Regions from separate parts of the Homo sapiens genome. Here all the other regions are linked to region 1. The links are chromatin loops, found by intact Hi-C in ENCODE. Cell type or tissue: GM12878. All regions are shown on one strand. Region 1 has its middle 93 kb from the start of LINC02543. Region 2 has its middle 28 kb from the start of DTNBP1. Region 3 overlaps LOC105374949 (a long non-coding RNA gene). Region 4 has its middle 43 kb from the start of LINC02543. Region 5 has its middle 48 kb from the start of LINC02543. Region 6 has its middle 42 kb from the start of MIR4639.

Region 1 (5,000 bases):
AATGAGAAGATATCTGTAAAGCATTTAGCATGGTGCCTGACACCTTTGAAACTGTAAATGTTAGCTATCATCATCACTCTTATTATTACTAGTGCTCTTATCATCATTAATTGTTATATTATTTTTACTAGGAAGTAGGAGAAGGATATAGAAGATAGGGCAGGAGAAGATCCTTTATCTTTTAAAAAATTTGCCATGGAGGCTGAGTGCAGTGGCTCATGCCTATAATCCCAGCACTTTGGGAAGTTGAGGCAGGAGGATCACTTAAGCCCAGGAGTTCGAGACCAGCCTGGGCAACATAGAGAGACCCTATCTCTACAAAAAGTCAAAAAATTAGCCATGCATGGTGGTATGCGCCTGAATTCCAGCTACTGGGGAGGCTGAGGTGGGAGGATTGCTTGAGCCCAGGAAGTCAACTGTGTAGTGAGCCTTGATCACACTACTGCCTCCAGCCTGGGCCACAGAGTAAGACCCTTTCTCAAAAAAACGGCCAGGTGCAGTGGCTCACACCTGTAATCCTACCACTTTGGGAGATGGAGGCAGGCAGATCACTTGAGGTCAGAAGTTCAAGACCCGCCTGGCCAACATGGCAAAACCTCGTCTCTACTAAAATTACAAAAATTAGCCAGGTGTGGTGGCATATTCCTGTGGTCCCAGCTACTTGGGAGGCTGAGGCATGAGAATCTCTTGAACCTAGGAGGTGGAGGCTGCAGTGAGCCAAAATCACACTACTGCATTCCAGCCTGGGTGACAGAGCAAGATTCTGTCTTAAAAACAAAACAAAACAAAACAAACAAACAAAAAAACCGAGCAAACAAAAATTTGCCAGGGGCTTTTGAAAGAGATATTCTCCCTCTTCTTCATCTGCTCATCTTCCTCACCATACCAAAGGATTACAGCAGCTGCAGTTTCAAAAAGAACATCAGGATACATGACCTGACCATTCAGTGGGAAGAATTTAATTTCCAAACACTTCTAGAAAATTCCAGTGATATGATCAGGCATTTGATTTCTGCTTAGAGGACCAAGAATGTAAGCTAAGACTATTTAGTATAGATACATTGGATGTATGGAAGTTTTATGGGATGGTCTATAAATCCAGCCTCCATACATGTTGTGAAACCCTAATAGCCAACTCACATCTGGATTTTAGCAATATAACCCATTGCTATGACAACTATTAATTATATCATGTTGTGCCCCAACTCAGTGCACTGGAGTACTCTCCAAAGGGAAACACATTTACATGAATCAATTTATCTTTCATCTCATATCAAAGAAGCCAATCAGATTATTTTTGCCCAGCGGATCTATTATTAAAGGAACAATTTTGTCTTTAAGTCCCTACTTATTGATGAACAGAATTCATCTTATTTATAATACCAGTATGAAAGGCAAGGTCTTCTGCAGATTAAAGAAAGCTAGTTACTTCAGCAGTACACTTCAGACGTGTACATGCACAGGCCAGCAGTCACTATTTTTCCAGAGTCCTCTCCACATGGAAAGGTTAGAAAAAAGGAAATCCCAATTGCACTCTCAATTAAACAGCCACTGAGTGCTCCAAAGTATGGTTTTTAGCAATGTACTTTATTTTTATTTTTATTTTTGGAGATGGAGTCTTGCTCTGCTGCCCAGGCTAGAGTGCAGTGGTGCAATCTCAGCTCACAGCAACCTCCGCCTCCCGAGGTCAAGCTATTCTTCTGCCTCAGCCTCCTGAGTAGCTGGGATTACAGGCGCCCGCCACCGTGCCTGGCTAAGTTTTTTTGTATTTTTAGTAGAGATGGGGTTTCACCATCTTGGCCAGGCTGGTCTTGAACTCCTGACCTCGTGATTACAGGCGTGAGCCCAGCCAACAATGGATGTTTTTGACTCTAGGTCTCTTGCACGCAACATCTCAAGCTTTCCAGCAGTGGTAGTGTTACCAGTGGTGGAATTCACACAAATCTGCAGCAAACTCGATCCTTGTCTCCTTGGAGGAAAAAATTCTGCTGAGGGGCAGACACAGGTTTAAAGCAAAGGGAAAGACTGAGGCAAGTTTTAGAGCAGGGATGAGAGTTTATTAAAATGTTTTAGAGCAGAAGCAAAAGGAAGCAAAGTACATATGGAAAAAGGCCAAGCTGGCAACTTGAGAGGCCAACCGCCCCATTCAGCCTTTGACTTGGGGATTTATACATTGGCATGATTTTGGGGCTTTCTTTTCTCCTCCCTTGATCCTTCCCTTGGGGCGGGCTGTTGCTCAACCACCACATGCACAGTGTTGCTCAGCACTTGGGAGGGTGACTGCGTGCATAGTTTATTTTACTGCAGTTGCGCGCATGCTCTCTAGGGGCAATTTTCCTTTACCGGTCGACTGTTCCCAGGTGAAGGTCATATACCTGCCACTTTGCCTCTTAGTGTGCATGCTTGGGCCTGCTTGTCCAACCCCTGAACTCTTATTGAGAAGCTGCTGATCACCAGCTCCAGGTATTTTCTATCTACTGGGAGCCTGTCTTTGCCTGGTGCCGGCTGTGACCAATTATCATTTCAGAGAGAGTTTAACAACCGCCTGATCATCACCTGATGGTCACCTGACACTCCTGGGGGTGCCCTCTCCTGCCCTGCTCATATCTGCCTATCTACTCTAACAGTAGAAACATTCTAACACACACTTTATAGTTTTCACGTGGCAGCTAACTTTGTACAGGCATTGCAAATTCAGATGGGAAGAGCTCCACCTATGATTTTTGTCTGAGACTTTAAGGTTAGTAAAGAAGGTCAGACGTTTCTCCTCCCCTGGGACTCCCATGAGCTCAAAACCTCAAAGATGTTTCACCAAAATGACAGGCAATGTTATTTTGGTTAGAGATATGCTTCTTCAAGGAGAAGTGAAAGCATCTCAGCTTCAGGAGTGATATGACTGTGTGCCCTTGAGCACGTTTCATGGCATGGAAATGAAGAGACCACTCCCTTCAAGGCAGTGAGTCATAGCTCCGTTGGGGTCCATGTTGCTCCTAAGAATCCTTTCAAAGCTGGGCATGGTGGCTCATGCCTGTAATCCCAACAATTTGGGAGGGTGAGGCAAGAGATGTACTCGAGCCCAGGAATTTAAGACCAGCTTGGGCATATTAGTGAGTCCCCATTTCTCCAAGAACTAAAAAATTAGCCAGACATGGTGGCACCCCCCTGTAGTCGTAGCTACTCAAGACACTGAGTGGGAGGATTGCTTGAGCCCAGGAAGTTGAGGCTGCAGTGAGCTATGATTGTGCCACTGCACTCCAGCCTGGGTAGCAGAGCGAGACCCTGGCTAAAATAAAATAAAACAAAAAAAAACTTACTTGTGTTGGGTGCCTTTTGTGCTGTCCACTCAGGTGACATCCACCCTGGCCTCCTCTTCCTTGGCAGTCCTAACCATAGCACTCAGCACTTTAGCCTGTAAGGGATGTTAGTGGAGTGTCCACAGCTAAACCAGAACCTACTTGGGAGTGGAGACTGTGAGCTGTCCCTTTTGTCTCTCATAGCTCCTATAATTCCAGTGACTGGCCAGTGTGGTGTCTCATGCCTGTAATCCCAGAACTTTGGGAGGCCGAGGTGGGCGGATCACCTGAGGTCAGGAGTTCAAGACCACCCTGGCCAAAATGGTGAAAACCCGTCTGTACTAAAAATGCAAAAATTAGCTGGGCATGGTGGTGGGTGCCTGTAGTCCCAGCTACTTGGGAGGCTAAGGCAGGAGAATAGCTTGAACCCGGGAGGCAGAGATTGTAGTTAGCCAAGATGGTGCCACTGCACTCCAGCCTGGGCAAAAAGAGCAAGACTCTGTCTCAAAAAATAATAATTCTAGTGGCTGATGAAGATGAAGAAGAAAGATGATGATGATGACAGGTTAGCAGCAATAGCAGCTAACATTTTGGACTACCAAAGCTGATGCTGAACTGTTTTCACTGGATTTCTCATTTCATCCTCACAAGAATGCTTTGTGGTACAGATAAAGAGGCTGAGACTAAGAGAGGTTAAACGGCTTCTTAAGGTTGCCGTAGGGTTGAATAGTCTCTCCCCAGTATTCATTTCTACTCAGAACCTGTGAATGTGACCTTATTTGGAAATAGGATCTTTATTAAGTTTAAGATGAAGTCATACTAGATTAGGTTGAGCCCTAAAGTCAATAATTGGTGTCCTTAGAAAAAGAGGAAAATGTGGACACAGACACAGAGGATGCACACAGGTTAGGAGGCCATGTGAAGACAGAGGCAGAGGTTGGAGTGATGCTGCCACAAGCCAGGGAATGCCAGGGATTGCTGGCAACCACCAGGAGCTAGAAGAAAGACATGAAGCAGATCCTTTCTCTAAACCTCCGGAAAGAACCAACCCCAATGACACCTTGATTCTGGCCTTCTAACCTCCAGAACTGTTAGAGAATACATTTCTGTTGTCTTAAGCCACACAGTTTGTGGTAACTTGTTACAGCAGCCCTAGCTGATGGATATAGTAGTTTCACAGATACTTGGTTGAATAAACTGACTTGGGTGGTGTATTAGTCCATTCTCACGCTGCTAATAAAGACATACCCAAGACTGGGTAATTTATAAAGGAAAAAAGTTTAATTGACTCACAGTTCCACAGGGCTGGGTAGACCTCAGGAAACTTACAATCATGGTAGAAGGGGAAGCAAACACATCTGTCTTCACATGGTGGCAGCGAGGAGAAGTGCAGATCAAAGTGGGGAGAAAGCCCCTTATAAAACCATCAGATCTCATGATCTCACTATCATGAGAAGAGCATGGAGTAACAGTCCCCATGATTCAATTACCTCCCACAGGGTCCCTCCTATGACATGTGGAAATTATGTGAACTACAGTTCAAGATGAGATTTGGGGCCAGGCACAGTGGCTCACACCTGTAATCCCAGCACTTTGGGAGGCCAAGGCGGGCAAATCACTTGAGGTCAGGAGTTCGAGACCAGCCTGGCCAACATGAGGAAACCATGTCTCTACTAAAAATACAAAAATTAGCTGGGCGTGGTGGCA
Region 2 (5,000 bases), 210 kb before region 1:
AAAAATTAACTGGGCATGGTGGCAGGCACCTGTAATCCCAGCTACTCAGGAGGCTGAGGCATGAGACTCACTTGAACCCAGGAGGCGGAGATTGCAATAAGCCGACATTGTGCCATTGCACTCCAGCCTGGGTGACAGAGTGAGACTTCGTCTCAAAAAAAAAAATTATTTAGATTGCAGTATCTTTTTATTATCTCTTTAGTAACTGGTTATTAAAGTGACTATTTATTAAATATATTTTTAAATATTAAACATTTTTTATTGAGGTAAAGTTCACAGAACATAAACTTCATAATTTAAGAGTATATAAACCCGTCTCTACAGAAAATAAACAAATTAGCTGGGTGTGGTGGCCTGTAGTCCCAGTTACTTGGGAGGCTGAGGTAGGAGAGGGGCTTGAACCTGGAAGGTCAAGGCTGCAGTGAGCCAAGGTTGCACCATGGCACTCCATCCTGGACGACAGAGTGAGACCCTGCCTCAAAACAACAACAACATAAAGAGTATATAATTCACGGTATTGCATAGCCATCACCTCCATCTAGTTCTAAAACATCTTCATTGCCCCAAAAGGGAACCCCTTACCCATTAAGCAGTCTGCTCCCCTTCCCCTTTCTCCCAGTCCTTGGCAACCACTAATCTTTGTCTCTATAGACTTACCTATTCTAGATAGGTCATGTAAGTGAAATCATATAATATGTGGCCTTTTGTGTCTGGCTTCTTTTACTAAGCATGTTTTCAAGTTTCATCCACCTCATGGCCCAAATCAGTACTTCATTCTTGTTTATGGCTCAGTAATATTCCACTGTATGAATATACCACAGTTTCTTTAAGCACTTACCAGTTGATGGACATATGGGTTGTTTCCATCTTTGGCTACTGTAAATAGTGCTGCTGTGAGCACTGGTGTACAAGCTTTTGTTTGAATACCTCTTTTTCAGTTCTTTTGGGAATATACCTAGGAGTGGAGTTGCTGGGTCATATGGTAATTCTATATTTAACTTTTTAAGGAACTGCCAAAGTGATTTCCACAGAGGTTGCATCATTTCATATTCCCACTAACAATGCACGAGGGTTTCAGTTTCTCTATGTCCTCACCAAACATCATTAAATATATTATTGAGAAGTTTTTCTGGAACTGTAATACAGAATTTATGAAAATCTAAATTTACAGAACGGTTTGGAGGGCATTTTGGCACATGGCTTGGCATTTTTAAGTTGTTAACAGTGTGAAGTATTCGGTGCTTCCCTGCAGTCAGAGCCCCTGGTTATTCTGGGAGCCACATGGCACTTGACCTCACAGTTAGTTTTAAGGCTCTGTTCCCTTGCTCGTTCCATGGTGTAGAACATTCCCATTTCTCATAGACCTTTATTTCTCAATTTTCTTTCTGCAGAGCACAAAGCCTTCCTCTGTATCCCCCACCCAGTAACTCCTCCCAATCCCCCAGTCTTATTAATATCCCAGCCCGTAGGAAAAACCGTCAAAGGAGATAACACCTGCCCACACATCCCCCATTGCACTCTGATAATATCTAATGAGACTTTCCAAGGCTCACCTTCAGCATGACAAACACCAATTCTCCCTGCTGGATTCCTGCTGTACCTGTCCCCAGTCCAACAACTTCCTGTTAGGAAAACCTGGCAGTTTTTCAATTAAGCAGATTGCACATGTCTTTCCAGAAATCTCAGGATCCTGGTGTGGTGAAAAGGACAGAATATCTGGGCTCTAGGCCCCATCTGTCACCCATGACCTTTGTTCTTTTCAGCATTTCCTACTGAATTTCTGCCAACTGCAAAGTGCTGTATTATACAGTGGACAGATCACTGGTCCTGCCTAGGTCTCAAATCTAGGAGAGGAAACACCTTGTCTTTCCTGGATCTGAATGATCCTGGACATCTATTCCACCTGAAAGTAATTCTTTGCTTCTGAATTGGAAAGACTGTCTCGATGGGAGGGAACAGTGATACTATTTCTTGGTACTATAAATGGTACTATTTCTTGTTTTATCGAGTCTAGAAGTAGGCGTGTAACAAATGAGTAAACGTTCCCAAAATATTTGGGAGAGGACATGAGACATGGAAAGAAAATTGAGACTTGCCGTCACTTTCACAAAGCCCCCCAAATTCAGCAGAACAAAAATCTCAGAAGGAAAGGCAATCCTCGAACTTAAATGCATTTTTACTTTGTGTATTAGCCTTATTTTTCCAATTTCTAGGGAACCACTGGCTTAGAGAAGAGAATCCAAAGAAGCAGAAACCCAATCTTCCGCTGACGTCTCAACAATGTGCCATCTGAACGATTTCTCATTTCTCTGTCTCCCTAGTTTCTTTTTCAGTTAACTCAAAAGTTTTCACTGGCCCATTTGAGCATTTTCGAAGTGTAACTAACGTCTACAGCCACTAGAGGGCAGACCGCAGCCTGAGGTCCGGTCCTGAGGCTGCAGAACCATCACCTCATTTCATTTTCCCTGCGTGCCTCCAGACGGCGCTGCAGCTCGTGTCAATCTTGCCAGCTCCGACGCTCCTGGCGCTGAGCTCCTCACTGGAGAGGGTAGGGAGAGTCTACCGTATCTGAGAGGCAACTGAGGAAGGGGCACCCTTCCTGGAGACGCTGCCCTGCATCAGAATCCCAGGAGGAGCTTTCCTCTTTGTATTTAAATTCTGTAACTGGAATTCATCATTGGCATAAAAAATATTTATAAAGTTCTTCGGCAGCGTCGTAGGCTACTAAGCGTGGAATAAACAGACGCTGCCCCGTCAGGGTTGAGTGACCCATCAAAACTCCTGAGGAACTTTCTCCTGTCAGTTTCTTCAGGGACAGCAGGACGACATTCTCCTTTCCCTCCCTCTAAAAACACAGGCAGGATATCATCTTTGGAGTCTTAGCATTCTCACACATCATGTTCTCAGTTCATCCAGAACCTTGAGAGGGAGGTATTCTATTTCTCCCAGTTTCATTTTTATTTTAAAACTCAATCTCGGGTTTCAGAAATCTGTTTTAACGATTTTAAACTTTTCTTTTCTTTTCTTTTTGAGACGGAGTCTTGCTCTGTTGCCAGGCTGGAGTGCACTGGCGCGATCTCCGATCACTGCAACTTCTGCCTCCCGGGTTCAAGCGATTCTGTTGCCTCAGCTTCCCCAGTAGCTGGGACTACAGGCGCCCGCCACCACGCCTGGCCAATTTTGTGTATTTTTAGTAGAGATGGGGTTTCACCGCATTAGCCAGGATGGTCTCGATTTCCTGACGTCGTGATCTGCCCTCCTCGGCCTCCCAAAGTGTTGAGATTACAGGCGTGAGCCACCGAGCCCGGCCCGATTTTAAACTTTTCAAAGCAAAGTTGATGTTAAAAACATGAAATACCACGAAAGAGCTTGTCATGAGAAGGAACGTTCCCAGTCTATTCCTTCCCACACGCCACCCCTGGTTCTCCAGCTAAAGGCGACCTTTAGGAACTTTTAACAGTTTCTATTTTCAGGATTTCTTGGGGGTCACCTCCAGATCTCTAAGTGATGTACCCATGGTACTATTTCTTGTTTTATTGAGTCTAGATTATAAACAATCTACTGAGTTTCTCTTTTAACAGATGAGGATTTAGCCTTTTTGAGGAAGTCTCTTGTGATCTCTGTTTTGAAGATGAGAAAACTGAAACTCACAAGGTTCAAGTGACGTGTCCAAGGTCACATAACCAAGAGCTGATGGAGTGGGAATTAGGACCCAGGTTTCCTAACTCTAGGATCCTTGTAATTTCCACCCCACGTTGTGGGGGACTCAACCCGCCTTTGCAAAAATTATAACTGAGAAAATTATGACAATGAAAGAGATCTGACGTAACCAACTCCATCTTGCTTCTAACCTCCAAGCTGTCCTTGTTCATTCCTGGGTGTAGGCTGAACTAACTTTGCGAGGAACTTAGTTTATAGTTTAACTTTGAAACAAAGGTGACAACAGCCCTTTCCCAAAACAAACCCCCTTCCTGCTTGGGACCAGACTGCCTTTAGAGGACTAATAGATTAGCCTCTATTAGTCCTCTAATCTTGTGGCTACAAGATTAGAAATTATGGTTCAGGAGTCATGCAGCTGGAGGCTATAAGATTCTGAACTGGCCAGGCACGGTGGCTCACGCCTGTAATTCCAGCACTTTGGGAGGCCGAGGTGGGTGGATCACGAGGTCAAGAGTGCAAGACCAGCCTGGGCAAGATGGTGAAACCCCGTCTCTACTAAAAATACAAAAAAATTAGCCAGGCTTGGTGGCACGCGCCTGTAATTCCAGCTACTTGGGAGGCTGAGGCAGAGAATTGCTTAAACCCAGGAGGCCGAGGTTGCAGTGAGCCAAGATTGCGCCACTGCACTCCAGCCTGGGCGACAGGGAAAGGCTCCATCTCAAAAAAAAAAAAAAAAAAAAAAAAGGAAAAGAAAAGATTCTGAAGATTCTGAACCTCCTTGAATTACTCCTGGGGATAAATCATCATTGTAAAATTTAAGATCAGTGCTTGAGCTATTTTGCAGACTCTGTGCTGGATATATCAGCTGGCACCACCCAGATGGATACACTGGCTCATCTGGTCTTGTGGCCCCCACCCAGGGACTGCCAGACAGCACAAGAGGACAGCTTCGACTCACTGTGATTTCATCTCCAACCCAACAATCAGCACTCCTGACTCACGGTCCCCTAGCCACCAAATTATCCTTAAAAACTCTGATCCCTGGCTGGGCGCCGTGGCTCACGCCTGTAATCCCAGCACTTTGGGAGGCCGAGGTGGGCGGATCACAAGGTCAGGAGACCGAGTCCAGCCTGGCTAACACGGTGAAACCCCGTTTCTACTAAAAACACAAAAAATTAGCCGGGCGTGGTGGCGGGCGCCTGTAGTCCCAGCTACTCAGGAGGCTAAGGCAGGAGAATGTCGTGAACCCGGGAGGCGGAGCTTGCAGTGAGCCGAGATTGCGCCACTGCACTCCAGCCTGGGCCACAGATCGAGATTCTGTCTCAAAAAAAAAAAAAAAA
Region 3 (5,000 bases), 61 kb after region 1:
TGTTGGCCAGGCTGGTCTTGAACTCCTGACCTTGTGATCCACCTGCCTTGGCTTCCCAAAGTGCTGGGATTACAGGCATGAGCCACCATGCCCAGCCCATGCTGTACATTTTACTTAACTAGAATCTAGTCTATATTTAAGAAGAATGTGAGAAAATTTTTGTTAAATTCCTTGTGAGTATTATGGTTATAGTAATAACTATCTAATTCTTCTGATATACTAACTTAACACTCTTACCCCAAATCAAATGAGTTAGACAAAATTTATCTGTAATAAATCCATGTTTGTGTCTAGTTATCACCATGTTCATTTTTTCCTTTGATTGTTCATAATCCATAGGTTTAAATTCTATTTGAGAATTTGGGGGGACTAAAATCTGTAAAACAAAAATAAAATCCTAAGCCCCCTAACCAATTATGAATCCCCCTATGGGCCAAGGGGATCCCAGAGAAGTCTGAAAACCAAATTCCTGGCCATGATGGAAAAGGAGGTTGGACACACCTCATCGTACTCCCTCCCTTTAGGAGTTCAGGCAGCACTGACCAGCATTAACATTAAAACAGACATCATAAGACTGACACAACAGACTCTTCGTGGCAATAAAATTCCAAATTCCAGCCTGACTCTGGTGTAGCATCACATGGCAGACTGAAGGAAATAAAAATATTTTACTACCAAATATATTTCTTTGACATATTTTGAAATGGCACTGTGAAGCCATCTTTTGGGGGGAACTGCAGAGAACTGCAGAGAATCTCGCTTAATACGGTTCAGCCTTTCCCAGGTCTAGAGGAGATTAAGACTCTGACCCCTTTAAGGGTCCAAAAGGAGACATTTACCACCTATTCTCTCTGAAAGCAGTTACCCGGAGGCTTCACCTACGTAACAAGAACCTTGGTCTCCACAGCTACCCTTAGAACTCAAGCATTCTTTTTTACTGACTTCAAGGCTTTACAAAGCTTAACTCTTAACCAAGTGACAATCAGAAAATCTTTGAATCCACTTACAACCTGTCAGCCTCACTTCACCTTCAAAACATCCAGGCTCTTTAGGCTGAACCAATGTACATTTTTAATGCACTTATTTATGATTTTACTTACAGTTCCTGTATCCCTAAAACATAAAAACCAAACTGTAACCTGACCACTTCAGGCATACTTTCTCAGAACCTGTTGATACTGTTCTCCATGCCATGGTCACTCATATTCACTCAGAATAAACCTCTAAGTAGTTTACAGAGTTGTTGTTTTTGTTGTTTTCTCACTGACCCATCAAAATAAGTAGTTTTCTGAATCCACTTCCTCTTTTGGAAAGTAGTACACACGCTCATCTCTTCTGTGCTGAGCTGATTTCTGAAATAAAATCAAAAGAAGTTCATCATTACAATTGCAACTTCTCTAGTTCCTTGGGTTATAATCTATATCCATTGGGATTCAAACTGAAACACAAATACTAGGTGGAATCAAGAATTCATTCTAGGGATTTGACTTCAGGCACTTGCGGACGCTTGTCTTACATCTGGTGTTGGAGTCTGAATTCTGCAGGGCAGCGGGTCAGGGTGGCAAGGCAGATGCAGAGCAGGGAAGTGAGGACAGACTGGAGCCATCTTCTGCCTTGTGTTGTCTCCAAGTCTGGCCCCTTTGGCTCAAGGACCTAAACATGTGCTGCCTGGGTCTGAGAGCTGAAGGAGTGGATCATCTGGCTGCTTCTGCAGGCCCACAACATGAGCCAGCAGACTAGCGGCATGCCTCAGATGCCCTGGTGATCCTCCTCCCACCTTCAGAGCGGGGAAAGAACAAGGCTGCCACTTCCCTTTTGGCTTCCAACTGTGGTGCAAATGTATCTTTGCTGGGCCCTTGCCGGGAACCATGCAGGGTAGGGGATTCTGGGAAATGTAGTTCCAGCTGAGCTAAAAGGCCCCACAAAGCTGTCAATTTGAAGTCTTTAAGGCTGAAATCCTCCTACTATCTTGTGACCTATTTTTTCTTAATAATGTTCATCTTATCCTTTCTACTTTAAGTTTATTTCCCTTGGTAGAGAAAATAGAAAGTGAATAGATAGAGTAATCCTGCTTTCTCTCCATTATTCGCTAGCGTTGTGCTGTATGCACCCAGCAGTGGGCTACTCCCCTCTTGCTCCCTGTGACTCTGATGAGAGCTAAAGTGTCCTGTCTGTCCTTGGTAGGTCCCATGAGCTCCTGCTCTTCTGAAATGTCCCCTTCTCAAGCTATTGGATCAGATCCATTGTTGTTCTGAATGAAATTCATTGTTTCCCTTCTTTTGTCTGTGCTAAAATCTAAGAGGGTGTGGGCTCATTGTCTCAAGGCTTATACATTCACACTTCTCTTGCTTTAGAGTCAAAAGTAAGTCTAATGTAGGAATTCCCCTTCCTTCTCAACAGTGGGGCACCACACCACCAAGGCCATGTAACAGGACAGACATACCCTTCTGGCTACCTGCTGCCCTTCTGTGATCATTTTTCCCTTTGAGACTGCCCTTTATGCAATTAAAAAAAATAATTTGGACAAAACTGTGTATGTGTATGCAAACATGTGTGTGTCTACAGGATATAATTTGCCCTGGTAAGGCGGGCCTACCCAGTAGTTTGACTTCACAAACACTGCATCTCCTGGGGGTGGCTTGGAGCAGTCTGTAGGGAGTATGGAGGTGAAGAGCAGAATTGGCCAAAACCTCTAAAAAGAGAATGACAGAGAGAGAGAGAGAGAGAGAGATGTATTCTTTCCCTCAACAAAGAGTAGAGGCTGACTTTAACCCCTGAGAAAGAGAGAGAGAGAGTGAGTGTGTGTGTGTGTGTGTGTGTGTGTGTGTGTATGTGTGTGTGTAAGGGCTGCCAACGGCAGGAAAAGCTACAGAAACAAAAGCCTTCACTGCAGAGTCAAAAAATGAACAGGAAATGGTCATTAACATCCTGCAAATGTTCTGATCTGCTGTAGAGGCCCTGACTCCTAGGTGATTAAATGTGAAAGAATTTCAAAAATCAGGCTGTGAAATGAGTCTTTTTAGTTAGGAGAGAAGGAAAGCCCTATTGGGTAATTCTAAACCTTAAGAACTGAAGGAGAGTCTCCAAATTTCAGCGCCAGCATCCTATTTAATGTAGATCTCCTCTGCTGCTTTCTTCAGACATAATCCCAAATTTCCCCCTAAAAGCACCGAGTTAGTTACTAAGTATTTTGGTAGCCATTGCCTCCCAAGGGGACAAGGCTCTTCTATGTCCTCTTGGAGCTCTCTGAATTGTCCCTTCTACCCTAAGTCACCAGAGTCAGAAGACCCTCGAAAATTTTTGAACTAAAACACAAAACGGAAAACAATAAGAACAAAGGGTATTTTCTCCTCTTTCTTTATTTACTTGTTTTAATTGGTATTTATATTTACCTATGTGAAACCGTATTGCTCTGACCTTGTCACATGGCATGGATTCATATCTGGAATGAGGTTAAGTCTTCTGGAGCTGTGCTACATTTTTATTCTTAACCTGAGGAATATGAGAATTCCGACACCCATTGGTGATAAGCCTCCATTTACTTCTAGATTTAACCTAATACCATGCAACAGTCTTGATCCACAGTGCTTGAGTTAATTGTACTGGACAAGGCAAGTGTGTGTCCAGGTGGTAGACATGTCTATGAGATGGATTAAAGATGCAACAGATACAAACATCTCTAATTCAGAGGTGCTTTATCTTGTACATGGCGGGAACAGCAACTGCATATCTAGCACATGGTATATACATAATAGCAAACATTTAGCATATTGTACCACTATTTAATTCTTACAGCAATCCTATAAGAATACATATTGTTACATTAATAATTTCATCTTATAGATGAGAGAACTAGGTTCTGAGATATTAAGTAATTTCTTTGCCCAAGGTCTGGGCAGTTTTAGAACTGGGATTTTTGACCTGGCCATTACACTTCCTGCTCCTCGGAAAGGTCTGAAGCAGCTCCACTTTTATAAGTGATGGAATTAGGCTCCAACTCTGGTTAACCTGCAGGAGGTTTCTGAACAGGAACAGTTCACAGCTTGCTCAGCTGCCATACTTTTCTCTGTGGTCTTTGTTTTCGGCTGTGTTTTGGTTTTCAAGACAATCATGAACCTCACCACAATTGGAAGACATCTCATCTTTGATGAGCTCTGACAGGGCTGATGAGTTGGTTCCTGGACTCTCCACGGTTGCTGTTGGGCTTTAGGCTAGAACTCTTCTGTACTTTCATCTCTTTGAATACGTTTCAGGCAGCAGTTAAGCGGGTCTGAAATTACATGTGAAATCAAATTTAAAAACAACTGATTATTTTCTCTTCCTCAGTCTTTCATCTATAAAATATAAATGTGAGTCCCTTTTTTTTTTGTTTTAGAACTAAACTAGGGTCTGTTTGCCAAGTGCGGTAAGACCAGATATCCACACCAAGTTTTGCATCAGGAGAAAGAAAGGTGTTTATTTATCGGGCACCAAGCAAGGAGGACTATGCAGCCAATGCTTAAATCCTGACCTCCCTGATGGCTTGTAGGTTAGGGGCACATTTCAGGAAAGCAGAAGTTACAGGCACAATTATAAATCAATACATGGCACTTATTCCTTGGTTTTGTACTAAAGGGGTGGGATATTTTGGGGAGTGGCTATAAGTCATAGGTAGATTCAAGGATTTTCTGATTTGCAAAAGCTTTATTTAAAAATTTAGGGTCAGCAGAAAAGAATGTTGATTCTAGCTCGTGGGTGTGACTTTCTCCAGGCCCCTCAGGAAGAAATTTAGAACAAAGAATGGGGCTCAAAGTTCAGTCCCTAGGTCCCCCTTATCTGAGGTCTATGGTGGGCAGATCCCTCTGGTGGGGGTCAAGTTTCTGAAAAGCAACTCTGGAAACATGTGTTAAGATATTATCTTAATTTCTGTAGGGGAACCAAACATCCCATGATTCTAGCTTCCATGGCTATCGTTTTAGGCTACAATTACCTTCTTGCTTATCAAGTCGCTTATTTACTTT
Region 4 (5,000 bases), 51 kb after region 1:
CGTCAATTTCTTCTGCACAAAATAGAGCATGTGGTTTGTACTTTACAAATATTTGTCTAATTAATCACTTTCACTGAGGCAGGGAGATAATAATACCTTATCTTTGTAAAATGCTTCCTATTTGCAAAGCACTTTCACCCATATCATCTAATTTGCTCTTTATTGTTGGGTGTTATTTCTTAGCCAGACTAGGGATGATCCTAGTTATTAATATTAATATTAAAAGCAACCACCACCCCAACCATAGCAGCTGATTTACTGACAGCTTTCTATGTTCCATGCACTGTTTTAAGTACATTACAAGTAGGATGATCAGTGGGAACAGACACCAAAAGAATAAAAAAGATCATGCATTTGCTTTGCACATATTGAATTTTATGCACTTGCTGGGAGGATGCTATACTTGGAATATTTTTCCCCTCCAAACCTCATGTTGAAATTTGATCCCCATTGTTGGAGGTGGGGCCTAACAGGAGGTGTTTGGGTCAAGGTGTGGATCCCTTATGAATGACTTGGTGCTGTTCTCAAGGTAGTGAGTTCTTGCTCTGTTAGTTCCCTCGGCAGCTGGTTATTAAAAAAAAAAAAAAAAAAAAAAGCCTACCCCAGCCCCTGGCTCTCCCTTGCTTCCTCTCTCACCATATGATCTCTGCACAAGCCAGCTCTGGCTCCTGTTCACCTTCCACGATGAGTGAAAGCAGCCTGGGGCCTTCACCAGGAGCAGATGCTGGCACCTGTTTCTTGTACAGCCCGCAGAACTGTAAACCAAGTCAATCTCTTTTTCACAAATTCCCCAGTCTCAGGTATTCCTTCACAGCAATATAAAACTGATTAAGACAGAGGTACTCAGGGTGGCACATTTTTGGACAGTTTCTCCTAGGAAAAACCTTGCTCCCTACAACTAACTTCGATTCTCTCCATCATCCTTTCCATGGCTTCCAAGACGTTCCAGGATCTAGCTCCTTTTCTGTAGTATTCTGAATAAGCCAAATAACTATAATTGATAATAACACAACACTAATGGGGCATGCCTATATGTTAGGCTTTGTTGTAAGCAGTTTCAAGGCATTCTCTCATTTAATCCTCACAACAGCACCATGAGGTGGGTAGAGTTATTGTCTCTATTTTCAGATCAGGAAACTGAGGCATAAAGAGGTTAAGCAATGTGCCTGCGGTCACACAGCTATTAAGTGGTGTGCTGGGACTCTAGCTCACATGGTCTGGCTCTAGTGTCTGTGTTCTTAATCACCACACTGTGTTTCATGGCTGGTAGATTGTGGCATCCCTTTCTGCCAAGATTGGACCTAACTTGACAAACATGGGGTCAGTGAGCCCCGTTGACACCTCTTTGCTCTAGATGAAACAATGAAGGCTCAAAGAGGTCACGTGACCTTCTGAGGAAGTCCCTTCTCAATCTTCAATGTCCAAGTTCATTGCTAATTTTACTATGCCATGCTGTCCTCCTGATATGGTTTGGATTTGTGTCACTGCCCAAATCTCATGTTGAATTAGAGGAAGGGCCTACTAGGAGGTGATTGGATCATGAGGATGGATTTCCCCCTTTCTGTTCTCCTGACAGTGAGTGAATTCTCATGAGATATGATGGTTTAAAAGTGTGTGGCACTTCCCCCTTTGCTCTGTCTCCTGCCACCACGTGAAAAAGGTGCTTGCTTCCTTTTCACCTTCTGCCATGATTGCAAGTTACCTGAGGCCTTCCTGTCATGCTTCCTGTTAAGCCTGTGGAACTGTGAGTCAATTAAATATTTTTTCTTCATAAATTACCAAGTCTCAGGTAGTTCCTGATAGCAGTGTGAGAACAGGCTAATACACCTGCCAAGTTTTAGCATCTCAAACTGAGATACCAAAGCATAAGAGGCAGGTGTCAACTATTTTTTTAAATTAAGCTCTTGGGAGTTGCATAGCGCCCCCCACCCCCGCCAATTAAAATTCATTTTTCACTTTCCTCCATAAAAATGCTTACTTTTGTAATTAATCAGAGAGGAAGAAACCACCAGAAGCCTTCATTTGCTTGGCCTTTCTGGTTGGCCAGCTGTTCTTTGGACATTTGTGTGTTAAACTCCTGGAGGCAGAGTCTTCTTTTCCAAGCTCTCCTGTCTAGGTGCTGACTGCCTGCACTTTTGCTGCCCCATGGTCGTGTTGACTTGAGTTTCCAGAGGGGAGCTGATGTGGGGTATGTCCAGCCTATTCTGGACAAGAGGATGCAACACACTATTACACAAGTTGCCCACACACCAATTAGGCAAATAGTCTACTTTTGCAGGAATTAGACATTTCTTACATTGAGGAAAAGTTGTCCTGGCTGAGGCCTCCTGGTTTGCTCCAGTGGGAATCAAATTATTGGTTTGTAAGAGAACATTTCTGCAATTATCCCTGAAAGAGCACCATCTACCATCTTGTGGGCTACATTTTTTTTTCCCACTTGACTGTCTCTGTAGTTTTATTTGTTTTTAGTTTAGATTTTTTTTTAAACACAGCTTATTACCACTTTTTAAATCTGCATGAAAGTGGAAAATGGTTTTTCCTTATAAAAGACTGTGAGTATCAGGGTAACCTCTACTCTGCCTTCAAACAGGACTGAGATTACTGGCCACTCCCACTGCTGACCACTTTTGAAGTGCTTAGTGAGTTACGCCTGTGAACCTGTTAGCACCACGCTCCACGAGGGTCAAACATTTTCAAATGATCATAATGTGGTTGCTAAAGACACAGCCTCTGTGAGACTTGAAATGTCACAATTGTTTAAACAGTCCTGAGAAAATGACCCTGAAATCACATCCACCTGGGCGAAGCCCATTTCCCCTCCACTTGAAAGCACCACGGTACACACACACACACACCTCCAACATATACAGATGTTATCAGAACTCCAGAAAGCACCAAAACACTGCACTGCACACCACTTCATTTAATTAAAAAACCACTAGTTCTCAACCTCGGCTGCACATTACAATCCCCTGGGGAGCATGGCTACCTTTTGAACATTCTGATGTCCAGGACTGACAACCCAGAGGTTGTGATTTAATTGTTTTGGATAGGGCATGGTGACCAACTGTCCCTATATGCCCAGGACTGAGAAGTTTCCAGGATGTAGGACTTTCGGTGCTAAAACACAGAAGATTCCAGGAATCTGGGACTAGCTAGTCACCCTGGTGGAGACAGGCTGTTTTTGTAAATGTCCCTGGCGATTCTATTCTGCAGTGAGGGTTGAGAACCATTGGGCTAAACTTTCTCAACTTTAACCCACATGCTGAGGACAAGTAACTTAAAACTTGAGAAAATATTGTTCTTTTGTAGAGGATTTCTTTTTTCATACTACTACTAATAAAGAGACCCTCTGTAAATGAGTCCTGGCCAACTGGTGCCTTGCCTTCCCTTCAAGGGCCCCAAAAGAGTCACTGTTCCTGGGAGCAGCTTGCTATTTCCTCCCCTCACTGGGCAGAAATCCACACAATGAGCCCCTCTGTTAAAGTAAGGAGGGAATATGGAGTTGATTATTTTATAATTAAAGAAGACTCTGGGGGAGATGTTTTGCTCAGGAGCCCAGCATTCCAAACTGGGTCACTGTGAGCTGGAGCTGTCATCAGCCCTAACCAGCAGGAAATACCAAGCAGAGCAGATATTCTTTCTTTACTTTTCAGTTGACTTTCACGTGACTTGTTTACATCCAGCAAGGCTTGTAATAATGCCTTGTTTATATCCATCATCTTCCTCCTGAGTTGCCAAGCTGGGAATGGAAGAAGAGCATGTATACCTGGGAAACTTCTAGACATACTGTGGCTCTCAACCCTGGTATCATATTAAATCAGCTGGGAAGCTTTTAAGAATCCAGATGCTCAGGCCCAACCCCCATTCAATTAGGTCAGGATCTCTGGGGGTGGGAACCAGGAAATGCTTTCTGAAATCTCCCCCGGGGCATTATAACATATAGCCAGGGCTGAGAATCACTGCTTTAGAGTACTGATTCTCAAGGTGTGGACTCGGAACTAGCTGCATCAGCATCACCTGGCAACTTGTTAGAAATGCACATTCTCAGGGCCCATCCTGGACCTACTGAATCAGAGACTGTGAGGATAGTCCCCGGCAATTGATTTTAACAAGTCTTAGGTAATTCTCAGGCATGATAAAATTGAGAACCAGTCTGGATGACAAGGCTGTAATATTATTTTTTTTAATCTGCTGGGATACTTCCACTGTGAGCTGTTGCCTCTTATTTTCTTATCTGCAGCAAAACCCAAATTTCTCTTTTGATGACTGTCAGAAATAACATGGTTATTCCTGGCTCACCTGGGATGAAAAAACACAGATGACACACCTGGGTCTCTATGCTTATTTCTGGTCTGGGAACCAACAAAGCAATCTTATGAATAGCCATATGAAGCAGTGGAGGCAAATTATTTGGTTTCCTCTAATTAAGTCATCTGCTTTAGCATTGTCTTACAGGGTACAACTTTCTAGTCTTCTGCTGTCTCTTCATCTATCAAGCTTAGAGCTGCCAGAAAAAAAAAAAATGTGGCCCAAACAGGTTTAATTAGAGAGATACTGAGTTAAAGTTCCTGAGGAAAATCTATGATACCATAGGTTGGGGTGTTTATTGTGTAGAATTGGGGGTAGAGAACCTAAATTTACTCTAATTAAGCAGGGTTTGTGTCAACACTGGAGGATGGGAAGCCAGGCAGAGAGAAGAGGGTGATCAGCAGCAATCTGAGCCAAGAGAAGTGAAAGCAAAGATGACATGTTCTCCCATCTGGAGAGTTACTTAAATTTGAGCATCTAAAATCTTTTGACCCAAGAGTTACTGAGAGACACAAATGAGTATTTTTGTATTAGGGAAGCTCAAAGATTGTCATCTCCTGTCCTTTCCTTCAATATACAGGACCAAATCACAGGAAAAGACAGCTGACTTTGTACATGTCTTTATAAGTCTCTTACAATTTGGGGATCCAAAATGTTATTTTTTAATTTTTTTTTGAAGCAGAGTCTTG
Region 5 (5,000 bases), 140 kb after region 1:
GCGCCCACAGTCCTTAGCCCTTGGGCAGTCGATGGGACCGGGTGCCGCGGAGCAGGGGGCAGCACCCGTTGGGGAGGCTCTGGCCTCGCAAGAGCCCATGGGGGCGCAGCTGAGGTCCAGCGAGAATTCCAGCATAGCACAGGTGGGCCGGCAGTGCTGGGGGACCTGGTGCCCCCTCTGCAGCTGCTGGCCTGGGTGGTAAGCCCCTCACTGCGGCTGCCTGCTCTGAGTGCGGGTCCTGCCAAGCCCACGCCCACCCAGAGCTCGCGCTGGCCCGCAAGCCCACGCGCAGCCCTGGTTCCCACCTGCGTCTCTCCCTCCACACCTCCCCCGCAAGCAGAGGGAGTCAGCTCCCACCTGGGCCAACCCAGAGAGGGGCTCCCACAGTGCAGCGGTGGGCTGAAGGGCTCCTCAAGCGTGGCCAGAGTGGATGCCGTGGCCTGAAGAGGTTCCGAGAGGGAGCGAGGGCTGCTAGCACGTTGTCACCTCTCATTGCCACCACTGAAATACCCGTTATTTATCTGGGCCTTCCAAAGTCTTCCCTGATCTGTATACAGTTTAAGAGAAGAATTTTATTTTCCTCCATAATGATTGATATTTTTGTCAAAGGCATCAGCAATGAGTGTAAATTTGCATTTTAAATTTACAATGATTTATTTTTAATGAAAAGTGTCGCTGTTGCAGTTAGTCTAGCTGATAGGGATTCAAGATTGATAGTGAAAGAATATTAGAAATATGAGCATCCCTATGAAGGAAAAGATTGGCACACTTGACTTCATAATTTAAAACCTCTGTACGAGAAAAGATTCCATAAACAAAATTACATGACAAACAGCAGACCTGGAGAAAATACTTGCAACATACATAATCAAAGGGTTATTAAGCATTAAGACCCTGTGAGAAGTTCCTCGCACTCAATAAGCAAAAGGCAGGCAACCTAATTTATATGAAGACAAAAATAAAGACTAAGAGAAAACCACAAATGATTAAAAAGCGCACAAGATTCAAACCTTCAGACGACTGAAGGAAGTCCATTTCTTGAACCTCTATTTGTAAATTTTTCATAAATCCTCAAAATGATTTGTAAGGAAGTTTTTCTTCTCTTTTCTCAAAGAAATGTGTGGGAAGGGCTGTGTTAATTTCAGTTTCCTTCACAGTGGGTTTCTGACATTCTACTTCATTAGTCTTCATTGTCTTGAAGTCATCTTGTTTACTTCAGATCTTCTACAGCTTTTCTGTCAGCAGCACAGTGAAACCTCATCTATCCAGCAGCAACTTCAATCCTCTGGAATCCCCTGGCTTTCTTACTTAAGCTTAAAAAATCTTCTTTTTTTTCCTCAACCATCTAATCACCATCTGCATCCAGCATTTTGAAGTAATATTTTGAAGTAATGGTAAGATGGATAACCTAGTTACTCACTGATTTCCTAGACACAATAGCATGATATGCTCTCTGGAAAAGTAAACAAGTTTTATGAGGGGAAAAATGTACTTGATACACAGGGCCAGTATCAATTCTAGAAGTCCTGATGTTCCTAATAGGGTAAAGGAAGTTAAAAACTTATTTAAGGTTTTCCCATCTGTAGGTTAGACCCCATAAACTTCTTGTATATATTATTTCAGTTAGTTTAGCTGTATATTAGTTGTCTTTAAAATAACATGTAAATTTTAATATCCTATTTGGGAATGGAAGAAAGTATTTACATAGATACATAGATACAAAAAAATGCTTGAAAAGAAGCTTAATCTGATGAATTAAAGATGTGCGAGGTCTCTGCTTATCAGACTGACGAGGCTGGAAAAGATTAATATTTAGTGTTAATGTTGGCAAACAGTGCTGAGTGGGAGCATTAACTGGTCTCACTTCTCTGTAGAGCAACACAGCAACATTTGTCAAAAATATAAATAAATGTCTTTTTTACTCAGCAAATCTTCCAAGGATCTTTATGGGATAAATATTTGCAAAAGTGGATGAATATGCGTGTTCAAAAATCTTGATTGTAGCCTTGTAATAATGAAGTCATTGAGAACCATTTCAACATTGGCCAACAGAGGAGTGGATAAACACATTAAAATACATTCACAGGCGAGGCGCGGTGGTTCGTGCCTGTAATCTCAGCATTTTGGGAGGCCGTTGTGGGCAGATCACTCAAGGTCAGGAGTTTGAGACCAGCCTGGCCAACGTGGTGAGACCTCCGTCTCTACTAAAAATACAAAATTTAGCTGGACATGGTAGCACACACCTGTAATCCCAGCTACTTGGGAGGCTGAGGTGGGAGGATTGCATGAACCTGGGAGGCAGAGGTTGCAGTGAGCTGAGACCGCACCACTGCACTCCAGCCTGGGTGACAGAGTGAGACTCCATCTCAAAAAATAATAATAATAAAAAATGAAATAAAATACATTCACACCGCACATGCAAGCAGCTAAAAAATGAGTAAAGAGTGTACTCCTATGCAAGGATGTCACTTTCTTTATTTTTTACAGTTCCAGGACAATATATACATTATACACTTTTGTAATTAGCAACAAACAACATAATCGTATATCTAGATGTAGGTGTGGGTATGTGTTCGTAGATAAATGGGTGACTCAAACTACTGGCAGTGACCTCTAGGGAGGAGCTTGGGATTGGAACAAGGAAATATTTAAAATTTTTATTTTAATTTCTAACTTGCATTAAAAAAACTTTCATTATTAACATACTAAAAAAAGAGAAGTTTTAACATTTTCTTATAAAATAGTATGCAAATTACTCAGATTCCATTATAGTGCTACTGCATTCTAAAAGAGTTTGTCTGTCTCTTCAAATGCCTCCATTGATAATGCACATTTACCCGTATTTCCCACCAGTTATTTGAAAATCTGGAAAGAGCACTACACTGAAAGTCGGGATGTGTGAGTTCGAGTTTCTGTTGACCTGTCTGTTTGCAGATCAGTACTTTCACTTCTCTGAATCTCTAAAAATGGACCTTGGTAAGATGACTGATTTTCTAACTCTGCTCCCTGCAGACACAAGGAACTCTTCTCCACAAGCACCTACCACCCACCACCCTGCTTTTCAGCCAGAGCTGCTCTGGTTCTCTCTGTTTTATTCATTTTCATATCCACCTATGATTTTGTCTGATTCTGAGCAACAGTCATCTGAAAATATTCAGAAGAGATTATTTTAAGGCTTCTTCTAGAACCAATACTTCTTGCATCTCTAAAACCCAAGTGCTGATTAGGGGAGGCAGTCAACCCTTAAGTTTACTCCAGCTAGGAAGCTGCCTGTCTTCCTCATACATCGGGCCAGAAGCATAGACCTTCTGTATTTTTTTTCAGAATGTAAATTTGGGCTGTTGAGGCTGTAATGGAGATGAATGAGAAGAAACAAAGTGCATGTGTCACAACACAAGAGGCAAAGAGGGCTGCTGGGGAAACAAGGAATTCTTGATCTGCCCTTTCTTCAAATGACCACTGAGCCAGTTGGCATTAGTCTTGGCGTAATGATTTTGCTTGTTGTCTGTGAACATGCTCTGTTCAGAAATAATAGTTGGCAGGATGCCTTGAGAATACATTCACTAGGGAATTGTAATTCATGACTTACTGTTAAAGGTCACACCAGAAACTAGAACCAGCTCTTAATCAACAGCTGAATGGGAGAGGGCCAAGGCCTTATCTTCACTTTCAGAGCCATTGAAATTCAGTGCTTCAGGGGCAGCACCATTCAGCCCAGTAAATTGTGTATAATTTAATAATTTGGCCTCCCAGGGAGCCAAGAGGCCAAAGAAAGAGGCTGACATATCCAGTTTCTCAGAAAGAAACATTTAGTAGGGACTTAGGAACAGAAGCCATGTCTGTGTCTCGGGTGGTGGGAAAACAAGATGGTGGGTCCTGTGCCATTATCCCACAGACCAAGGGCTTATGCACCATAGGGGAGGAGTGATTCAGAAGGGATGTGTAGGACAATTGAAGTATGATAACAGCAACGTTGTTGGACCTAAGGGCAAGATTTATGGTAAGTACCTGCTCTCAGAAGGAACAGTAGATAAACTGGAAATTTTAGAGGCTTTCCCAGAACTGGAGTTAATGAGAAGCCAACATGCCAGATTAGAAATCTAAGATGGAGTTGCTTTGGCCTCCATGCCATCCTCTCAAGACACTAAATATGTCATAGTGAACTCATCTCTAACACCACTGTCTGCATCATGAGTGGCATCCAGTGGCTATGGAACTATTTGCCAAAGTAGGAATTGAAAAACAGTGTCAAGATGGAGCATTCATTTGTCACATTCCCATTTCACAGCCCAGACATAATGACATAGGTTGGTCATTTATTCTGTCATTCTATTTTTTCCATAGGAAAGTCTTAATACTGTGTTTAAAATATCACCAACTGAACCTACTTGACTTTAACTCATTGAATTCCCTGGTTGCCTCTTAACACTTCTACATATACCACATAGCACTGAAATTAGCTGTTATCCTTTGGATTTGTGTTATTAAAGGAAGGTTCTGTCTCCTATTTCTCTTATATCCCCTCTGAGATCCAAATAAAATGCTAACAGCCAATAGACTAAATGTGACTAAAATTTTTTTGCCATTAAAGAGACAAGAAACAGGAGAGAAGCAATTTGAGATATGTTATACTGACAAATAAGCATATTAAATGTAACAGTGTGCCTCGATTGGACACTTTAAAGAGTAAGCTACAAAGGAAGGGAAGAGTGGATAAACAGGGAACTGTCTCTGTTATTTAAATAAAAAATAAAGTTGAATCACCAAAGGGCTGCCATATAAACAATTTTTAAGCACTTCTTACATGTCATTTTGTATAAGTTATTTACTGACACAATGATGCTGAGAATCCAACTACCCCAAAACTCAGTGGCTTAAAACAATAAACATGTATTTAGCTCTCAACACTCTGTAGATTAGTGATTTAGATTGGGTTCAGTTGCAGGATTTTTCTCATCTCGGCTTGGCCCGCTCACACATCTGGAGATGAGTTAGTTGTC
Region 6 (5,000 bases), 280 kb after region 1:
GCAAACGCCGCGGAAGCCCCGGTTCCCGCCACACTTCCCTGCAGGCTGAGGGAGCCGGCTCCAGCCTCAGCCATCCCAGGGTAAGGGACACCCACAGTGCAGTGGTGGGCTTAAGGGCTCAAGCGCGGCCAAAGTGGGCGCCCAGGCCGAGGAGGCGCCAAGAGCAAGCGAGGGCTCAGGACTGCGAGCATGCTGTCACCTTTCAGTTTCTATGATAAACCATGCACCCTGACTTCGCTTGGGTAGAAATCCTGATTGCATCACCTTTCCCCACATTTCAGACTACTTACTCTCCCCATAAGCACTCTCAAGCCCATTTTAGGTTAGTAGAGTTTAATTTTGTTTTTCCATCTCCGCACAGCAGTCTCATGAATAACATCTTTTTTCTTTAGCAAAAACCGGTTGTGTAACTGCCGGCGGGTTCGTGCTTTCTCTAACTTCAAAAAGCCGCGGACCTTCACAGTAAGTGTTACAGCTCTATGAAAAGGTGGCAGAGACCCAAAGAGTGAGCAGGAGCAAGATTTATTGTGAAGAGTGAAAAAACAAAGCTACCGCAGCTGCAGAAAGGGAGCTGAGCAAGTTATCCCTGTTGGCTGGGGGGTGGCCAGCTTTAATTACCTTATTTGTCCCCTCCCATGTTCCACTTATGTCCTATCAGAGTGCCCTTTTTTAATCCTCCCCGCGATTGGCTACTTTTAGACTCTTGCTGATTGGTGCGTTTTACAGAGCGTTGATTGGTGCTTTTTACACAGCACTGATTGGTGCATTTTACAATGCCCTTGCTAGTTACAGAGTGCTGATTGGTTCTTTTTACAATCCTAGGTACAGGGTGTTGATTGGTGCGTTTTACAATCCTCTTGCAAGACAGAAAAGTTCTCCAAGTTTCCACTGGACCCAGGAAGTCCAGCTGGCTTCACCTCTCACCATGGCCACATTGGCTCCTAGCATGCAGGCAGAACGAATCTGTTCACTAACAATGGGACTACTGCTACAAACATGGTCCATCATTCACTGAGTCACTGTTTTGTGGCACATTACTGTACATACTGCTGTGGCCTAAGTAAGTCAACCAAACAAAATAGCAGGCTAAACCTGTCAGTCAAAATGTGGGGCATTCCTGGGGCAGGCCCCCTGCAGCAGATAGTCTGGGACTTACTGAAGTGTTATTCAGAGTCTTGTTACTCAACCCACCGAAGAAGGGAGGTGAATGTGAAAAATAATCTGTAGATCTTCACAATGTCTCTAGGGCTTGGATCTGGGAATTGACGTTGTAGAAGAGGCTGACCTCCAAAAAGACAAGATTTCTTATGTCCACTCCTTTTCTAAGTCAAAGCTTATGAACAAATTGGAACACAAGTGATTGTGAACCACTACTGTCACCCGTCTTTTTGCAAAACTTATTTTTTGAGCCCAAGAGATTCTTCCCAGGCATGTTTTTCCTCTTAAATTAAAAAAAAAAAAAAAAAAAAAAAAAAAACTGTTCTGTAGGAAATCTAATCCATATGTTTGTTTCCTTTAGTCATCAAACTGATGCCTGGTTAATGGGAGTTCATGACCAAATACTTTTCCATTAAAACAGGAAATTATTTTTTGTTCACCGTAAACAAATTAAAACTCCAGAGATGTTTGAATCTCCTTTGAAGTGTGCTGCCCTTAAGCTTTTTCTTCTTTTTTTTTTTCTTTTTTTTGAGACGAAGTCTTGCTCTTGTCCCCTAGGCTAGAGTGCAATGGCGCCATCTCGGCTCAGTGCAACCTCTGCCTCCTGGGGCTCAAACAATTCTCCTGCCTCAGCCTACCTAGTAGCTGGGATTACAGGCATGCGCCACCACACCAGGCTAATTTTTGCATTTTTTAGTAGAGACGGGGTTTCACCATGTTGGCCAGGCTGGTCTCTAACTCCTGACTTCAAGTGATCCCCACGCTTCGGCTTCCCAAAGTGCTGGGATTACAGGCACCCAGCTAAACTTCAAGAGCGATCTAAACTAAAATAAGCATTTCCTAAGCCATGCTTTCAATCTCATGCTTGGCTTTTAGAGCTCCTTGTTATATACAAGCCATATACTGAGCATCAGGAACAAAAGGTAATACTGAAGCCACAAGAAAATTAGTCAACCTTGTTCGTCTTGTTAATTAACTCTTTAAAATCCTACAGAGCAATTTGAGGACTAGCTGTTCATGCCATTCATGAAAACTGATTGAAACCTTTACCACCACCTAGAGGTCATTAAACTGTACTGCAAAAACAAGAAAAAATGTTACTAAAGTGGCGCTGTAAATTCTCAGGCATTTTATGATTTTTCCATTACCACACCAAACTTACATAATACTGGATCCTTGGGAGAAGTAAATGATCTTCATAAAAGAGGCACTTTTTAAACTCCCAAACATAGAGTAAGTCAAGGAATGGGAAAGAACAGCTGGGAAAACAGGTTGTTTCAAGAATATCCCTTCCTTGAGCTAAAACTGCCACTTCCTGTACCAGCAACTAGATTTCGAAGATGCACATTCAACACCTGCTCCAGAGAGGCAGCCATCAATGCCGCCATCTTGCTTTCTAGGGGAGAAAGGTTTGGGAGACAAACAGAAGTGAATATGCCGCGATCCAACCTTTCAATGCCTGTAGAATTTTGGCGCACCATTCTTTTTATCTTGAACCTAGAATCCTGGCTCATTCTTGATATATTTAGGTAAGACCAGAGTGAGTCAGAAGATGCAAAGTTAATGTCTCCCATGATTTCATTCCCTATGGAAAAAAAAACTTAGAAAACATATCAAAAACTTTCCATCGGAGACTGAGAGAAAAATAAAAAGGAAAAAAATGAACAAAAGATCTCTTTTTCTTCCATGTGTTATTTTAGAGAATTATATTTAGACTTTGCCTCTGAGTAAGAATCTCAGTCTGTTTTGTGTCTGCAAAGTTGTCCGTTTTGACTAGGGTTGCTAGTGACTCTGAAACCACCTTGGGTCTACACTGGATTTCTGTGGCCTTCTATTCCATGACACTTGGAGAAAAAAGGTTAGTTATGAGCCATTGGATACCAAGAGCCCTCCCACAATCAAATGGACTTTCTGGTTTTGGAATTGATCTCTTTCTGCCTTGGGTTTTAGAGCCCATGGCCAATGCAGCCAACTGTTATCTAGTCTGTAGGGAATCTCACAAATCCACAGCTACTTAATAAACGATCCTCACAGGGCTAAATCATTACAGTGCCACCTCGTGGTCCAGCCTCTTGAGAGGTAACAGGCCACTGTGAGTACAATGGTGTGCCCATGGGCCACTGCCGAGAATGAGGAAGGGGAGGGCCCTGTGTGTGAAGTCATGAAATGACTGCTCTACAGCCAGTGTCATTTGAGGCTTGTGAGCAAAATTAACAAGTAGATGTCAAGAACTAGCCTTCTTCCCAATTGAATGATTTCAAAATGAACTTGCTACAGGTGGCTTTCACTGCATGCAATGGGAAAGTGTGCATGTTTACCAGGTTTGCCCACTTTTGTGTCTGGGACTGTGGTAGGGTATCGAATAGTCTTCTGTGGCTAGAAGCTCTCTCCTTTTATAGCAATGCCAGGAGCATAGTTGGCTCCAGAGATCTCGGATCATTTCAGCTTTCTGCTCAAGAAAATTGCCCCACACCCAACTTACTTATTTGAAACTCAACGACAATAAAGTTTACTGAGACATTCTGCCAATAATTAACTGCCTTGGGGCCCAGGGTATTTAGATCAGGGTTCAGCAACCTTCTTTCATTTAAGGGAGGCCTTTTAGACCTCCTTGGATGAAAGCAATGAGAGTTCTCCATGGAAAGAATTGGTGTGCTTTAGAAACAAAAGCCCAAAGCAACAGATGAGTGGGCTTGAGGCATCTCTTTTAAATTAATTGAAATGAGAATGGCAAGAAAAAAGCAATGGAAGAGTTGTGGACGTGTTATATTATATATTTGCCATAAAGCCTCTTTCAGTAACACCCACGATAACGGGGGAAAAGACAGTGTCACTGGGATCTCCATTGGATGAGGATTGCACGGACTGAGTTGGAATCGTGCTAAGGTGAGAGTCTCTGGAGTTCCACTTGGTGGTTCTACACCTAGATAGGGACCATAATCAAAAGAGTGCTATGCAAAGACTCATACTCAGAGATGTCTCCTAAACCATGGATAAGCCAAGAAGAGCACTGAAAGTCACGAGTTAAACCAAGAGCGGGTTGTCTGACCAAACTTTGCAACCCCTAGGGGAAGTCAGAAGGGGAAAAGGAGGAGAGAGCTGGGCCCCCAAGAATCTACTGCCCCGGTACCAATTTCAAGATGCATCCTCCTACTAAAAAGGGCCATCTAGACTGTATGTTTTCCATTAAGAAAACTGCAACTCACAATCTATTTAAATTACAATGCAAAAGTGAGGCCCCAGGACTAAAATGTGAATTTGAGAGGCTTAGATCTAGTAAAGTGGTTTCCATCAGAAATGGCTGAGAAATGTGACTTTTGTTTGTTTATTTGTTTAGATTTTAGGATAGGAAGAAGCAGAAATAAAAACTCTTTAAACGTATTTTAGATTTTGTGATATGAAGACCTGGTATTTCTCTAGAGTTTCAAATGGAGTGTTTAGTCTTCTATGATGATGGTGATTGGTGTGGTCAAGATTATTATAACTAATTACAACCATTTGTAGGGAATGTTAAGCACTTCATAAAGCACTGGATTCATGGGTTTTGTGGTATACCCTTTTCTAAAGAATTTGGTTTTTTCATCTTATGCTATCACAGACACTCCTTAAAAATATGCAGTCAAAAATACTATTTATATGTGCGGAAACCAAAACATCCATTGTTAAATGAGAGATCTCGGGGCATCCAGGGTGTCGTTTGACCAGGGACATTGTCTCCTGACTCTTGTCCTGTTATAGTCACCACTGAATAAAGATCTCTCCCCACCCTGCCCCTTCCTGCAGTTGCCTGTTAATGGCACCTAGCTTTCCTGTGCAATTTTAATCATGCTTGCTTGGGCCTC

The links. A loop is a pair of places that touch in the nucleus more often than their neighbours do. Peaks named below come from ENCODE experiments on the same cell type or tissue, not always from the same donor. Only the 100,000 strongest peaks of a DNase experiment are listed, where the experiment ranks them.
Region 2: a loop joins it to region 1, with 6 times the contacts of the local background. A loop is called at or near these places in 7 of 110 quality-filtered maps.
Region 3: it touches region 1 in a loop (3-fold over the local background); 4 of 110 quality-filtered maps call a loop at or near these places.
Region 4: it touches region 1 in a loop (3-fold over the local background); 4 of 110 quality-filtered maps call a loop at or near these places.
Region 5: it touches region 1 in a loop (2.5-fold over the local background); 2 of 110 quality-filtered maps call a loop at or near these places.
Region 6: it touches region 1 in a loop (14-fold over the local background); 10 of 110 quality-filtered maps call a loop at or near these places.

What each region holds. Positions count from the first base shown.
Region 1 is chr6:15,898,977-15,903,976 of GRCh38, forward strand. No RefSeq gene overlaps it. Among named protein-coding and RNA genes, the nearest start is that of LINC02543, 93 kb to the right of the region's middle. RefSeq lists enhancers at 2,334-2,423, 2,604-2,883, 3,384-3,443. In GM12878, no CTCF peak of the experiment used is centred here; DNase peaks (open chromatin) are centred at 2,275 and 2,795; H3K27ac peaks cover 3,180 bases.
Region 2 is chr6:15,689,006-15,694,005 of GRCh38, forward strand. No RefSeq gene overlaps it. Among named protein-coding and RNA genes, the nearest start is that of DTNBP1, 28 kb to the left of the region's middle. In GM12878, a CTCF peak has its summit at 2,441 (motif pointing right); a DNase peak (open chromatin) is centred at 2,346.
Region 3 is chr6:15,959,668-15,964,667 of GRCh38, forward strand. It overlaps LOC105374949 (a long non-coding RNA gene), which reads right to left. Exons shown (of 4, transcript XR_926532.3): 2 at 4,122-4,270; 3 at 1,269-1,352. Among named protein-coding and RNA genes, the nearest start is that of LINC02543, 33 kb to the right of the region's middle. RefSeq lists enhancers at 1,671-1,965, 3,030-3,099. In GM12878, no CTCF peak of the experiment used is centred here; a DNase peak (open chromatin) is centred at 2,894; H3K27ac peaks cover 1,856 bases.
Region 4 is chr6:15,949,785-15,954,784 of GRCh38, forward strand. No RefSeq gene overlaps it. Among named protein-coding and RNA genes, the nearest start is that of LINC02543, 43 kb to the right of the region's middle. In GM12878, no CTCF peak of the experiment used is centred here; a DNase peak (open chromatin) is centred at 2,921.
Region 5 is chr6:16,040,382-16,045,381 of GRCh38, forward strand. No RefSeq gene overlaps it. Among named protein-coding and RNA genes, the nearest start is that of LINC02543, 48 kb to the left of the region's middle. RefSeq lists a silencer at 2,873-2,932. In GM12878, no CTCF peak of the experiment used is centred here; DNase peaks (open chromatin) are centred at 1,220, 2,990 and 3,543; H3K27ac peaks cover 1,842 bases.
Region 6 is chr6:16,181,073-16,186,072 of GRCh38, forward strand. No RefSeq gene overlaps it. Among named protein-coding and RNA genes, the nearest start is that of MIR4639, 42 kb to the left of the region's middle. In GM12878, CTCF peaks have their summits at 2,215 (motif pointing left) and 3,224 (motif pointing left); DNase peaks (open chromatin) are centred at 1,090, 2,219 and 3,239.